Linked DNA regions of Mus musculus: region 2 is linked to region 1. A link is a loop called in an ENCODE intact Hi-C map of the cell type or tissue named here. Cell type or tissue: left cerebral cortex. All regions are shown on one strand. Each heading gives the region's core, and the rest is flanking DNA. Links, peaks and the distances in the headings are about the cores only.

Region 1 (8,061 bases), core at 1,660-6,659:
ATGTTTCACTTTCCTTTTCTTCGTGTCACTGAGATTTTTGGACGACATTGCTAGAAGCAGATTCTTCCACAGTCACTCACGAGGTTAACAGTGCTCTACCTCCACAGACACTCACGAGGTTAACAGTGCTCTACTTCCACAGTAGCTCCTTATTGCCTGCAGAGCTTATTAAAGGTTTGGTTTCTTCCTTCAGATTCCCGTGACTAATCTTCCAGTTTGGAAAGAACAGATATTCAAAGAGCTACCAGTAAGACCCCACACTAATTAGACCTTGGGGGTGGTCAGTCTTCTAGAATGTTGTAAAACACCCCTTATTTATATTTTTGGGTCTCTAAAGTGGGGCCTATTTGGCGAAAACAAGTTATGAGCTATTATTTCTGGAGACTCGATAAGTGACAAGCAAGTAAACAGTAGCCTACACATGAGTGTAGGCCCCAGACATCAGGACTGATGGGTTGATGAGTCCTCCTAGATTAAGCAGGGTAGCCAAATGGCAAGCAGACTATCAAGATAAACCCGACTCCTTCCCATGCAAAGTGGCCAATGTAGGAAACAGCTCTTTCCTCATCCTGATCTATTTGAGTTATGTGGGGGGGGGGGGAGGAGAGCGAAGAGGGAAGAGGGTCGCTGGTGGAGTTTGGTGTATGGTTTCCCCAGTTCTCTCCTGCAAGTCTATGTAGACTTGCCAAAATAAACAATGTTAGCAAAACTGACCTCTTGGCAACTAGATGCTAAATTCTACAGCTCTTGCAACCTGAAAAGCATGTTGGCCTCAAGATAGTGAGCAAAAGAGCCTGGGGTCTCAGGGTTTCGGGGTTTAGGGGAACAGGAAGTTTGATGAAGCTCACCACACCGCTAGTTTTTGGGAAAAAAAAAATGAAAAGTGCCTTCCCTTGCCAACAGCCCCACTCCCTGGGGATGAAGATGAAGGGAATGCTCCCCTTTGCAAACAAGTCTGGGCTTAGGGTATGAGAAGGACTTTAAAGAAGAGAGCTTACCTTCTGAAGGTAAATGAGCTCTTCTATGGTATCATTGAACAAATGACTTTGCCCTGCTAGAAACAGCCTCTTGGTGGCCTCAAAACCTCAAAGTCACTTGAGATTAGCTTGCTTCTTTGAGGGTCAGGCTTCATAAAGAAGGAGTCCCCCTGGGAAAACATCTTTTGTCTGCCCCTATGAAGGCACACAAAAGAAACTTGTGAAAGCTATTCAGCAACTGGACATTGGTGTCTGACCCTAACCAATCGGAATGTGAAGGTTGACAGTGTCCAAGGTCAATCTGAGCCTAATAACCCACCTGTCTGAATAAGTAGCAGTTCGGTAATACTGCATTTCTGTAAATATGGCTCCCTTTCTCACAAGGCTCATTGTCCAAGAAGACAAGTATAAGAAGTCAAGACAGGAACATGAGGGTGAAGATGGAGTCTGTGACTACTGAGGGCTTGAGACCCACCCCCCTTAGTATGTTTCTTTCTCTCAGGTTGGTCACAGTGGACTTTGTCCAGAGAAAGCACATTTTGAAAATCAAATTATATGGATTCTAATTCTCCAATGAAATATGCCTACAAACAACTCATGTAGGATGCCCACTTTTCAGGATGCTTAAAACACACAAAAGAACGTTCTGCTTATTACCGGTTGCTTATGACCAGACCCACAGTGCACAAGCTAAGCCTTGAGGGCCAGCAGGAACTTTACTAAGGTTTGACAATGGTGTCTCAAGTCCTAGTAGAATCTTGAGGATGCTTTAAAAATGTCAAGGGTTAGAAACTTAAACTCTACACTCAGCCTCCTACTCACTCCTACTCTGCTCAAAGGAGCAGAGATTATCCACATTGACACAGGTGCCAACTGCACAGATAGGGTTTAAATATGTCAAGGTTATAACCCTGATCAGAAATTAAGAAAAAAAAAAACTGTACAAAAAACAAACAACAACAAAAACCCAGTACACCAAAACCATGTGGATATACAGACAAAAACACCAAAAAGCCTAAATAATTGCTTTAAGATGATGTGGCTTTAAATAAACTTGCTTTTTCATAAAATTTTCTTAAATATTATTTTAAGTAAGGACTAGATATGAAAAAAAAATAGAAAGAGAGATTTGCAACTCTATGACCGGGTTGAAAGATTGCACACTGACCAATGACCAAGCTTCCTTCAGTCTGAGCTTTCTGGGGGTGAACACTTGGGACTTCATAACTTTCACTGACAAATGAAAGGGCATTCATTATAAGGCAGCCTTCAGAAGGAGGTGTGGCTTTCTATTTCTGGATTCTAGCGAAATTCAAGGGTACTAGGTATAACACTGACCATACCTGTTGTTAGTCCTTTAAAAGGGCATTAATGATTTCCATGTAACAACTGATATAATACTGAAATAAGTAGGCTTGGAAAGTCTCTCTCCATCCTCTCCTCTCCGTCCTCCTCTCCGTCCTCCTTTCTCTCTCTGACTCTTCTTTCACCCTCTCTCTGTTTTTTCTCTGTCTTGCTCTTTCTCCCTATGTCTGTTCTCTGTGTCTCTGTGTGTCTGTCTCTGTATCTCTCTGTCTGTCTCTGTCTCTGTCTCTCTCCTGGCCCTTCCTTCAGGCCTTTATCTTGAAACAAACTGCTTTGAAACCCCAGTGAGAAGGATTAAGTGATTAAATCAACATGACATTTGAGTTGAACACAGTCCATGCTCTCTACTGAAATTGGGAAGCCATGAGCAGCCATGCTGGTTGCTGCTATCTTAAGCGGAGAGAAATAATTCCAGGAGAAAGCAATCAAGTCCAGCAATTTAGGAAGGATGGCTTCCATCCTTTAGAAAAACTGTGTGTTGGCCAAAGTATTGGTTAATAAAAAGGGGTGGGGGTGGGGATAAATACACTAAAGTTATAATACAAATATGCCCCTGCTGTTGCTAAGGTACCATGACTTAGGAAGTCAGAAGTTTGGGACAGAGACACTTCATTGTTTTAAATATTGTAGGTAGAAATCAAGTTATGTAAACTTAAGAGAGATCATGATTTCTTTGAGAAAGGGCAAGACTCACCAAAAGCTAGACTGGAGAGACTGTCCTTAGTGACACCTCAGCAAATCACTCTCCCATCTTGTCACCCTTCCTCACTGAACATGTTGTTGTTTAGATTTAAAAAGTGAACGTTTCTGGATTTTTCTAACCTCACATTTTCTGAGCACTTTGATCTGAGCAGCATATTGCACCACATTTTGGATTTGCAGTCAACGTTTTTCAGGAGCTATTCCGAAGGAAGAAAAAGCACAGGTAACTGGAAACTTCCGATCGTGAGGGCAGTGTTGAACCAACAGCGAACGGCTGACAGGAGATTAACTCCTTTTTTTTCAAGAACTGATTAAACATTACACACCTTGAACTTCTGACTTCTTAGTGTTCTGTCCTTGTGTGTTGTGCTGCTGTGATGTCACATTCAAGCCACTCAAACATCTTTTCTAAAACCGGACACTTTTCCCCCTCTGCTGAGTGGGGAACTCTTGCTTACTGTGTTACGGGATCCTCCCACTCGGCGGACGTGGGCCCTTCCTGGAGTTTATGTCTAGTTGTAGCTTTCCTAACCGTGCTCCTTGGATCACAAGGTAAGCCTCATCCTGTACCCTCCGGGAAGTACCAATGGTCTTCTGATGCTGGCATAATGCTGCCTCGTTCCTGTTGCTCTGGCTTGCTTTCATTCTCAGAGAGACTGTGTGTGGAGTGTAAAATTTGTGCTGGGTGAAGGCAGAGGCATCATTACGAAAACAACGCTGATTATTTGCCCACGTAGGCCTCATGGTGAGCTTTCTTCTTTCCTGAGTTCACCTGTGGAGAAGAAAGCTGGGTGGTGCTGTGGCTTCTAGATCGGGTCAAGTAGGGTGCTGGTATTGCTCATTATAGCATGTCTTCTGTGTGCTCTTACCCACCCGAGGCCCCCACCTGTTCCCTTTCTCCTGCTCTCATTGGGAAGAGTACAGCCAGGCTCTCAGGAAGCTCAGCCAGGAACTTAAGTTCTGTTTGCCCTAAGAAGCTGAGGCCTGCTGCATAGGGTCCCCAGTCAGTAGGTTTGTTCCCAAGGTCATGCGGGTCTGCTTTAAGTCACTGTAGCATGTTGAACCACTGTGAGTCAATGCCAAAAGCTCACTCTCTAATCCCCGCTTTCTGCCCCCACTGAGACCCCTTAAAGATCTCGAAACCTTCTCACCCCTCCACACATTGAGCCTTGCCTTCTCCCCTTCTCAGGACCCCAGTCTCCGCTCCTCTACGCAGCCGAGCGACCCCATTTCATGTTAAATACACCAAGCAATAGCCCTAAGGACCAGCATGCTCTAATCAGAACCGCCTGTCTCCGTAAGCTTCACCTAGCCTGGTCCGCCGCCATGGGTGGATGAGCCAGAGGCGCGGTGGGCTGGAGTTGGGGGACCTGAAACCACAGTTGGGGGCAGGGGTGGTGCCACCAGGTGCAGGCTCTCGCGGGGCGGGGCTGGGTGGGGCGGGAAGGACGCCCCCTGGTGCCCCCGCGGCTGCCGGCCTGCAGCGGGAGCGGGAGGGAAGCCGGATCTTGAAGTCTGTCCAAAGCCTGGGGTGACGAGTGGGGTCTGCCAGCTCCGCGGCTGCGCGGGGCCCTCGCAGTGTGGCGCTGGCCTGCGGCAAGAAGGGCGGTGGAATGAAGCACCGTCAAGACTGAAAACAAAGTCAGCAGGTCACCTGGCAGGTTCTGAGCGAATTACGCAATGAAAGCCCCCACACAAACTTTTTTTTTTTCCACTTTTTCTTATTTTTTTTGGTCTTAAGTTCCAAGGAAGCCGGTTGCAGTTTAAGGGTGGGCTGGGATCGAGTCAGCAGCTCTTCTAATGTGGTTAAGACTTTGCTAAACTCCTCCTCGAGGGCGATTCTCCCCTCCTCTTCTCTAAGTAATGGAATCATTGTGGGGGTGGGGGAGACTATAAAAGGAGAGATGCCAAGCTAAGTGCAAGCGTTCATAAGGTTCTGGGGCCCAGTCTAAGGCAAAACCTAACTTAGGTAATCTCCTCACATTCAAGTTCATCTTCCCCTAGGCCTCCTCACTGTGCTTCAACAAGCACCCGTCCAAAGGGTTAAAGCCGATCATGGCGCCTTGTTTTCCACGCTGACATTTGTGGCACTTGGACTATTTTGTTAACTAGGTATATGCAATTCACAGAATTTCACGGTAAATTCCCCAGACCAAATATTTGGCTGAACAAATAAACAACATTATCCATTCCTGAAAATAAGCCAGTGAAAGAAGGTTGGGGGTGGGGGAGTGCTTGCTAGAAAAAACCGACCTGAGCTGACAAGCCATCAAGCTAGGACCTTCAGTTTAAGTGCTGGTGATCTGGGGCTCTCTTTAGAGAACACAGGCTTCTCAGAGATTTGCTGAAGACCAGGCAGAGCAAAATGAGGTCTCCCAAAGGAGAATCCACGATGGGCTGTCCCCAAATGCTTGATTCAGGCGCCATACCTTGACTATAAGGGACAGCGACCTGTGGGGCTGGAGCAATGGGAAAGAGGCCTCTTTTGCAAGGAGTTTGGAGGAGCTGTGGAGTCTTGCTGCCTTGGCCCAGGGCTCTGATCTCCTCTCTCCACCTGCGCTCTCCAGGGAGCCGAGGCTTTGGCAAGCACCCCACTTCTATTTTTATTGGTTTCCACTAAGCTGCTCCTTTTGCAGGGCTGTAGGACTTCAGTAATTAAAAACAAAAACGAGTCCTGCTTCATCCATCAGACTTCCAAAAGCATATGCAATGCTGCTGTAGAAGAATGCAGGGTGATACAGAGAGAAAGTTAAGCTACTCACCCATGCCTGGGCCTTGAGTCTGACACACCTCCCAAACAAGACTACCTTCACCTTCAGAGAGAGATGCTGATCCAGAGGAATGCCCTTCTCCTGGCCCTTTCTGCAGGAGCAGAATCCCCACTATTTCTACCCTAAACCCAGCTGACCCTTCCAGAGCAGGGAGACACTTAAGAAGTGGGCCTGAGCTGGGAGGACTTAATTTAGCTGCTGGTAATGAGAAAAGTCAAAGGCATCTCCTACAAACACATCCTTTCAGAAAGCTCTTCCTGTCCTTAACTAAAGGGATCTCCCACCTCTAAGCCCACTGATGTCTTCTTTCCACCTTTTCTTCCTTTTGTTTCTTTCTCTGATTTTTTTTAAGACCTTAGTCTCATTTGTCCCAGGCTAGTTGAAACTTGCTATATAACTGAGCATGACCTTGAACTTGAGTTCCTTTAGCCTCTACTAGAGAGTCAGGAGCCCCAGTGTGTGTCTCCTCTCCCACTACACCCTGACTCAAGCAGGGAATCACACCCAAGGTTTCCTGCCCTCCCAGCAAGCCTCTGCCAACTGAACCACATCTCCAGCTAAGAGCATTCTCTGCACTGCGCCACCAAGTTAGTCTTTCTCCTTGAAGAGCCCCTGCTGCAAATTTCAGTTCCACAGGAAAGATCATATTCTGTCTGATCCTGGAGAATGGTGGAGGTGCTATCAGAGAAACAAAAGACAAGAGATCCATGACTCAGTAAATGCCAAGAAATATCAAAACACTTTCACAGAGCCTGCTTAAACACTGACCCTTCAGTAGCTCATCCTATTGCCAACTCCTTTTCCCTAACACAGTCCTGGGATGCTCAAAGAAAGCCTTCATGTGAGGAATAAAGGATAAAGGTTAACAGTCCCTTAACAATGGAGACTCCTACCACACGTTATATGTACAGAGTAGTCACTAAACTTTTTCAAGGTAGGGCCTACTGTTTGTTTTATTGGATAAAATCCAGCACAAAAAACAAATGAAAAAACAAAACAAAACAACAACAACAACAAAAGAAAGAAAGAAAGAGAGCTAGCTTTAATCCCAGCACATGAGAGGCAGAAGTAGGCAGATCTCTGTGAGTTTGAGGCCAGCCTGGGCTACATACTGAGCTCTAAGACAGCCAAGGCTACATAGTGGGACCCTGTCTGGGAGGGGGCGCAGAAACAGTAAAAACAAAGCCCTGCTTGAAAGGACACTGTGTATGTACAGGTTGGATTTGGTTCAAGAAGAGAAAGATGCCTGCCAGGACTGAAGACACTCTGGGGTATCATGAAGCCAAAGGTGGGAATGAGTCTCCTAGAGTCGAGATCTCTTCCTCCACAGGGCTGAGGCGCTGCCACTCCACAACAGGTGAGCAGAGCTAAGATGAGCCCGGAAGTCCCAAACCAAATTCTTTCACCTGATCTACTCCTTTCATCCACTGTTTCTGCAGGGCACGTGTCCTCCAGATGGCAGAGGGTGCTGCTTCCTTGTTAACATTAAATAAGAATGGAGACCAATCCATCCTGGCCATTGCCATCTCTCTGCCATCACTGGCTCCTGCCCCCACAGCTGATAACACCTCCAGTTGCCACCTCTGACTTTCAGTCTACCCACAGCCCCATCTCGACATTCAAGAGTATGGAAGAGGAAATAAGATAGAAAGGTCTTAGTTTATCTTTAAAATAATGACTCATTTTATTTTCTTTTAATATGTAGTTATAAATATATTTGTCAAAATATATGATCAATATGGTCAAAACATTTGCACGTAAAGTCATAAATAAGGTCAAGGTGAGTTGTTTAGGGTTTTTTTTTTTCTTTTCTGTCTTTCATTTTTTTTCTTTCTTTCTTTCTTTTTTTTTTTTTTTTTTTAAGATAAAAGTCCAGCTATAGGGAAGCAGTTTGTGTGGTATGTGTAGGTGGTTGAATGGGAACGTGTGTGTGTGTGTGTGTGTGTGTGTGTGTGTGTGTGTGTGTGTGTGTGTGTCCGCCCTCTGGACTGCCTGATCTCAGCGGCATCCACACCCCTCTACCACCATCTCCTGATAATTTTTCAACACCACCTTGTCATACTCATCCAGGTACAACATGGAAATGGCACTCAGTTCAGTGGGGACACAACAGGCCTTAGGGATACTAGAATTAACAGAGTTGACTAGGGTCTGCACAATGGCATGGTTGGTTGAGTTGAGGTGATCAGCCAGTGGAAAGGGACAGTCCCCGTGGCAGTAGAAGGCCTGGTAGCCGGGTGGGGCCA
Region 2 (8,061 bases), core at 1,197-6,196, 220 kb before region 1:
AGACACTATAACCTTGGGAGTTTATAAATCTTAATCATCAAGTCTATGTTGTTGGAAAGTCTGATTTTCCATACACCTATTTGTGGTTTCATACTCATCTGTTATGTTTTACTTTTAGGACAACAGTCATCACACAGTATCTATTCTTATCCAAAGTGTTTTAAAGGCCTGTTGTAACCTCCTTAGTCTAGGGAAAGCAAAATAAAAAAAGAAAACAACATCTTGAGTTTCTGCTGTTACCTCCATAGTCAAACAAACAAACAAAACAAACAAAAACTATTTTTCTAACCAAGAGTTGAATACAAGTTACATATATATCCAAGTAACATCCTGTAGCAAATTAAGATCACCTATACAAAGAGTGTCTAACTTTCAATCCTTTTCTAAGTTTTAAGCTAACATTTTCTTTTTGGGATTTTACAGATTTAAAATAAAATAAAATAGAATAAAATAATAAAAGAATTCCTCTCCCACAGGTCTTATAAATCCTGAAATAAAGAAACTTTACATTTCAGCAAAATTTTCAAAAATATTGATAACCTTGAATGAAGGAACATTTTAGCAAACAAAAACAAGAAAATGAGGGAAGGATATTAAAAAATTTAAACATCTATGATTATATTTAGCTATTTTAGTTTTATACATAAAATTTTCTTGATTAAAAATTTTATGTATTGTGAAATAAACAATAGTAACTTCTACTGGAAATAGTTTACCTCTTAGTTTTTCTTTTTTAAAAAATTATTTTCTTTATTTACATTTCAAATGTTATCCCCTTCCCTGGTTTCCTCTCCAAAAACCTCCTCCTCCCTCCCCCTCTCCCTGCTCACCAACCCATCCACTCCCACTTCCTGGCCCTGGAATCCCCCTACACTGGGGCATAGAGCCTTCACAGGACCAAGGGCTTCTCCTCCCTCTGATGACCGACAAGGCCATCCTCTGCTACATACACAGCTGGAGCCATGAGTCCCTCCACATGTACTCTTTGGTTTAGTCCCTGGGAGCTCTGGAGGTACTGGTTGGTTCATATTGTTGTTCCTCCTATGGGGCTACAAACCCCTTCAGCTCCTTGGGTCCTTTCTCTAGCTCCTCGATTGGGGACCCTGTGCTCAGTCCAGTGGTTGGCTGAGAGCATCCTCCTCTGTATTTGTCAGACACCGGTAGAGGCTCTTAGCTGTTCTTAAGCATGTAGTGTCGTTTTCCTAGTCTGTTCTGGTGTTTTCCCTTTTATGGAACTAGGGGACCAGCAGGACCCAGGATAGTGTCTTTGGAGGAAACTTTTAGACAAAACTGGCAGGCCAAATCTCATCTCCATAGTCAGCTTTTCAATTAGCATATAAATCACATGACAATTTTCCAATACTATCCATACCCAAAAGACATTTGGATCTCCTTAAGATTAAGCCCAGTGATCAGAGGGAAGGACAAGAGTGGAGAGCAAAAAAGGCTTAGAGATAAGATATTTCAGAATATTGCTTGTGCAGTGGCAGATGTTGTCTGAATTCATGAGAAATTAGAAATTGAATTGCCATTTTCTGGCCATTGAGTCTAATGGTTGCGCTTGTTTTGTGGCTAAGTCATATTGCAGTAAGAAATTAGATGGCTTAATGGTTTCCCTAAGTCAAAGAAGTTAAAGAGATTGAAGAAGGCAGGCCAGAGGAGTCAAGGAGTCTGATTCTGAATGGGAAAAGCTCATGATTTGGTTAGAGGGAGGAGGAAGACTTCCCTTGAAGAAAGAGCAGTAATAAGGAATTTCGAGTAGCAGAGTCAAGAGGAGGTAGGAGAGATTTGAGAAAGTTTCCTTCAAATCCAGGTATTAGGGGATATCAAAAGAAGTTTCACCAGAAGGAGTGTTTTGGTGGGAAGAAAGAGAGACACATAGAAAGCAACACAGTAAGGAGTAAGGGTTGTAGGACAGAGTCTAAATCCAAGGGAATCTTCAGGGAATGGAGACTTTTCAAAATGATGCTTAGTATCTCAATGAACAGGCATCCTTCTCCCATTGATGGGGTGCCCAAAGGGTGTGAGGAGGCTGCCTAACCTACCAGCATGACTTTGATGAATGAGCAGAGAGAGGCAGAGAAGGTAGCTCCATAAGCACACTTACCCATGTCTGTGAGGACAGATAGGTGAGTTGAGAAGGTAGACGAGAAAAGCAGTTGAAGAGATGGACTCTAAATTTGGAGTCAAATATGGTAAGTGGAAGAAGTCAAAAGAGACAAATGATCTGTACCCAGGAGGACAAAGTCAGCAGTTTGGTTCTGTTATAGTAAGGATGGGGGTTTAGAGGGTCTAAGCATCCCTCTTGGGTTTCAGCAACAAATGTCAGTAGTCAAGGTGCAGTAAACCCACTAACCTAGATCACCCTATGGGTAGAAAGACAATTGATTGGAGGACACAAACTACCAGGTTGCACCTGGCAGAAAAGCCAGTTTTATTGGGATGGTAGTGGTGGGACAAGGCTTGGGAACCAGGGAAGCCTGGGGGTTAGTTAGCCTTTGAGCTCATGCAGGCTGTTTGGCTTAATCAGGACCTAGATGCCCTTTGCATGAGGTAGTTGTCTACTGGGGGCAGATAGAGGAAGTGGTGGCTTTCCTAAACTGAAACCTTGCCTCATGAGATTCATGAGAAATGTTTAGGTTTTTGTTTACATAATAGTAACCCTTTTGTTTACTCAGTCAGGGTCAGTCCTTCCTACTCTGGCCCCCGGTCATCATTTAAGACATTTTAAAATATTGCCATTTAGGGGGGGGGCTGACTTTGATATCTTGCTTTGAACAAGAAGCTCTCACATTCTGTTGGATACGAACCTCTTTCCTATTTATAAAGGAATGTTCCATTCCTTTCTCTAGAACAGCTCTGAAAGCCCTTGTCCTCGTGTGTCCTTGGCTCTGAGATTCTGCTTTAAAGCAAAATGTACTAAAGCCAGTGTTCTCTCTGCTGCAGCCTCCCAAATTGGATCTTATTAGCTAGAACAGCAGGGCTCTGCTTCTTCCATGATAAATGGTGCTCATAATATGACCTTGATTACTGCAAGATCAGGAAGTATCTCATGAATCATTGTAGACTAATTGATTCAATATGATTTTTTTTCCATTGAGGGTATTTGCATTATTCCAAACCTTTGAAGTTGGTAGCCTAGGGGAGCCCCTTGAGGGAAAGGCTCTGGAGCTGTTCATCAGAGTCTTGTGAGGTACACTCACAATGCTTGGAGAAGCAAGAGCTCAAGAAATACAGAAAAACAGGAGAAGTGAGGGCAAAGTATTTGTTGGGACCAGATTTTACCCCACCCCCAAGCTATTTCACATTGTTTAAAAAACAAAAAAAAAATGTAGTTCTTACAATCATGCCTTATCCTAAGAGATTCCATCCTATGAGCAGCTTTTGATTGACATTTTAAGGACAGAAGATGACTGTGCAGTGGGTGGGCACATGACTGACCACGTCTTTCTGTACACCCTATGTGACACATACTAATAATGACATTATTTCTGGAAGTAAAGAGAGGGATGCCTTTTAATTTTCAAGGTGAACTGTGACTGCGGCCACACATGCATATTAAAATCCTATCAGGCAAACCAGGCCCAAGAACTTATGGACATAACAGACCAAGAAAATTGTGCAATTCCCTTACCTGGACCCCACAAAGAGGTGGACATCTTGCCTTGTGATGGGGGTTTGCCCCCAAACCCATGTCTGATTATTCAGTTTGTACATCAAACCATGAGCAGAGCTCAGCTCTAAATGTCCAATGTAATTGTGAATCTACAATTGCTCATAGATTCTTCCCTTTACATTTCAGTATTCATTCTGATATTTTAGGAACATATTTTATAAAATAGGATGAGACTGTTAGTAACTAGTTAAATGGGAACCAACATCTGATGAGTCACAGCAAAAAAAGGGGTCTAGAGCGGTAGTTCCCAACCTGAATGCTTTCTTTAAAATAGCTCCTCATGCAATCTCGCATGGCCAAGAAGCACTTAAAGAAATGTTCAAAATTTTTAGTCATCACAGAAATGCAAATCAAAACAACTCTGAGGTTCCAGCTTATACTGGTTAGAATGGCTAAGATAAAAAACTCAAGAGATAGCTTATGCTGTCAAAAATATGGAGCAAGGGGAATACTCCTCCATTGCCAGTGGGAGTCTAAACTTGCAAAAATACTTCAGAAATCAAGTTAGCTGTTTCTCAGAAAACAGGGAATTGATCTACCTCAAGAGCTAGATATATCATTCCTGTGTATATACCCAAAAGATGCTCTACCATCCCACAAAAATACATGTTCAACTGTGTTCATAGCAGCTTTATTCATAGTAACCAGAAAGAGGAAACAACCTAGATGTCCCTCAATTGAATAATGGATAAAGAAAATGTGGTACATCTACACAATAGAATACTACTCAGCTATTAAAAACAAAGATATAATGAATCTTTCAGCAAATGGATGGATCTTGAGAATATTGTCCTGAGTGAGGTAACTCAGTTCCCAAAGGATATGCATGTATGTACTCACTTATAAGTGGATATTAGCCAGAAAATACAGGATACCCATGCTATTCTCCACAGACCCAAAGAAGCTAAAAAAGAAGGAAGGCACAGATGAGGATGCTTGAATCTCACTTAGAAGAGGGAATAACATAGTCATGTGAGGCAGGTGAAGGGAAGGAACTGGGTAGAAGTGGGGATGGTGATGGGAAGGGGGGATTCAGGATCAGGTATAGGGAGGGACAAGAGAGATGAATGGAAATCTGCAACTGATGGGGATGGGGAGGTAGAAAGTATCTCCAGGACAAGGCAGGGGCCTGTGATAAGGGGGTGCCCAAGAATCAATGGGGGCAACCTTATCTGTAATTCAAAGCACTGGGGATATGGAACATGAAGAGGCTACTCTAGTCAGGCAGAAACCCCAGTGGAGCAATAGGAATGCCAACCCACCCACAAAACTTTTGACCCAAAATTTATCCTGTCTACAAGAAACGAAGGCACAGGGGATAGAGCAGGGACTGAGGGAATAGCCAACCAATAACTGGCCCAACTTGAGATCCATCCCATGGGTAAGGCCAACCAATAACTGACCCAACTTGAGATCTATCTCATGGGTAAGCACCGATCCCTGACACTATTAAGGATACTCTGTTATGCTTGCAGACAGGAGTCCAGCAAGGCTGCCCTCTGAGATGTCCCATCCAGCAGTTGACTCAGACAGATACAAACACCTACTGCCAAACAGTGGATGGAGCCTGAGGACTTTTTATGGAAGAACAGGGGAAAGATTGTGTCCCCAAATGGGATAGGAACTCCACAAGAAGACCAACAGAGTCAACTAACCTGTACCCTTGGGGGTCTCAGAGTCTGAACCACCAGCTAAAAACATTCACTGACTGGAGGCCTTCCCACACATATGTAGCAGATGTATAGCTTGACCTTCTTGTGGGTCCTGAACAACTGGAGGGGGCCTATCCCAACGGCTTTTGCCTGCACGTGGGATATGTTCTTCTTGCTGAGCTGCCTTGTTTGGCCTCAGTGGGAGAGGATGTACCTAATCTCACAGAGACTTGATGTGCCAGGGTAGACAGATACCTTGGGGAAGAGGATGAAGGAGGGGGAAGAATTGGGGGAGGGGAGGGACAGTGAGCAGGATGTAACGTGAATAAGTAAAAAAAAAAGTTCCTCATGCTTCTTCATAACTATAATTTTGTTACTGTTATGAATTGTAGTATAGATATAAATATCTGATATTTGGAATTTTTGGCATACGATCCCTATGAAAGGGTCACAGGACCCAAAAGTTTGAGAACCACTGATCAAGAAGTTTTTTTGTTTTTTATGAATTCTTCATTTTCTTGTTATTTTGGTGTACACCATTTGAAACACACATGCTCTCCTTTTTATATTTAGGCAGAACAAAGTCCTTTTCAGTATCATGAAATTAATCATGACTCATGTGTATAAGTGTGGGGGTGTGGGGATGTGTGTGTGTGTGTGAGAGAGAGAGAGAGAGAGAAAGAGAGAGAGAAAGAGAGAGAGGAGTCAAAAAAGGAAGGGAGGGAGGGAAGGAAGGAAGGAAGGAAGGAAGGAAGGAAGGAAGGAAGGAAGGAAGACAGAAAAGAGGTATACTTGTGCAGGTGTGTGTACCGTGCACACAGCTGAAGAGTTCTGAGGAGGACCCCAGGACTCCTGCTCTCTTTTTCACCCTGACCCTTTGAGAAAGGCTCTCTTACTGAACTCGGTGTTAGGCTGTCCAAATTTGGACCACAAAGCCATCTCTTCAACCTTTCTTGTTTTGTTTTTGAACACAGGGTTTTGCTATGATGCTCAGGCTGACATCAGTCCCATCAGCTTCCTCCCTCAGCCCCTCAAATGCTGAGACTACATATGTGTGCCACCATAGTTATGTTGAGTCTTGAAATGGGAAATTCTGCCAATCTAAAACCCTCAGCCCTTGAACATCAGTCTTGCTGAGGTTAATGGCAAAATGCAGACAGCTTAAGAGAAGAGAAAGCAATGAAGGCTGAGAAGAAATGGCTCACCTTCATACCTAACGCATTACTTCACTCTCACGCTAGCAATAGCCATAAGCAGGTGTTTTTCTAACTCCACCCTCAGCAATGCCAGATCCCCATTGTCTGTCTTGGTGGAACACAGCTGGGCTGGGCACTCTTCTCATGGGCTGTGCCTCACCTGTAACCCTCTCTGTTGAATGATGCTCTCTGGATTATGAATCCCCTGCAACCCAGGCTCTCTAGATTTCTATGAACTATCAGATGTTTTATTTTCATACCCTCTTTTGGATCTAAAACTTGCGTATTTCTCAGCCTAAGTTTATTGTCGCATACTTCATGTGAATTTTTATTTTAAGCCTCATACATCAACCTTAACATGGTGTTCTTGGAGAAATTATAAAATGACTGCTTTAAGTTTTTTTTTCTTTTATTGAATTAGGACATATATTACAACATCTGTTTCATAGTTACTATAATAAATAATGTTTCAGTTCTCAAGACTGAGTTATAAAAATAATTGATTTTGACATTAGCCCATCTATTTAATATGCTCTATAAAATTTTTGAAAAATTCCACGTAACACGATTGCCTGACAAAAGACCAGTCTGCTGCAGGATAAAGAGCTTGGAGTTCTCTCTGCAGAGTTCTTTAGAAACAACTACTAAAGGACTAAAAAGGTACCAGCTGTCCCTCCCCATGTTTGTTTATCTGCCCAGTGGAGCTGATGGTAAATGTCTGGTGTTTGTTTCTATGGTTATAAACTGTCCCACCCTTCTGGACATTTACATTGAATCAGCCAGCCAGCTAGTTCCGGAAAAAAAAAAAAAAGCATCTGGGAGTAATTAAAATAAGAGCTATAAATTTTTTTTGCCATTGTACCATTTTTTTTTTTCTGTCAGACTTTAACAAAATTCAACAAATCTGAAACAAGCTGAACATATCTGAAAATATGAAAATAAACTAGCAAATAAGGAACTTATTAGTAATTGATTCTAGCTATTAAAGCTGTGTGAATAAGGTGTTCCCATCACCACCATGCCCCAACACACACCAACAGTTGTGTTTAAAATACTACAAACAAGCTTATGCAAGGCTGCCCACCTTGTGAATGGTAAAAAGGAGTCCCAGGGGCTCTGGGGAGGAACTCTTGAGGGAAAGATGGGGCCAAACATAGCAGTTGGTTCAGAAAGGTTCCAGCAGTGAGAGGAACTGGGCAAGTAGGAGAAGCCTAGTACCTGACACTCCATTTTGTCCTCCAGCGCTTGCTCCAGAAACCCACAGTAGAAAGCAACTGCAGAGGGAGGTTGAAGTAGGCTTTCCAGGAAGGCTTTTGCCTGCACAGGGTTGGCACTGAGAACTTTAGTATCTGTAGCAGTGAGCACTGCTGTACCAGTGCCCGCGGTTCCAGGAGACACTTCAGTAGGAAGAAAAGGATGTGCCTAGTAGGAAGTAATCAATGGCATGATACCTCTCCATGGTGTTCCCTCTGTTTTTGGAGACTCATTGACTAAACTAGCCATTTCCATTCTGTGTTGGAAAGAGAGGTTGTAGTTA

The links. Peaks named below come from ENCODE experiments on the same cell type or tissue, not always from the same donor. Only the 100,000 strongest peaks of a DNase experiment are listed, where the experiment ranks them.
Region 2: it touches region 1 in a loop (2.6-fold over the local background); 1 of 42 quality-filtered maps calls a loop at or near these places.

What each region holds. Positions count from the first base shown.
Region 1 is chr14:46,376,046-46,384,106 of GRCm38, forward strand. Gm15217 (predicted gene 15217) reads left to right here and starts at 3,479. Exons shown (of 4, transcript NR_037981.1): 1 at 3,479-3,596; 2 at 4,234-4,341; 3 at 7,032-7,172; 4 at 7,255-7,563. Bmp4 (bone morphogenetic protein 4) reads right to left here. Exons shown (of 4, transcript NM_007554.3): 4 at 7,480-8,061. The coding sequence ends at 7,814. In left cerebral cortex, for the core only: a CTCF peak has its summit at 4,548 (motif pointing left); DNase peaks (open chromatin) are centred at 4,613 and 5,629.
Region 2 is chr14:46,155,986-46,164,046 of GRCm38, forward strand. No RefSeq gene overlaps it. Among named protein-coding and RNA genes, the nearest start is that of Gm34499, 61 kb to the right of the region's middle. In left cerebral cortex, for the core only: no CTCF peak of the experiment used is centred there; DNase peaks (open chromatin) are centred at 2,941, 3,594 and 4,001.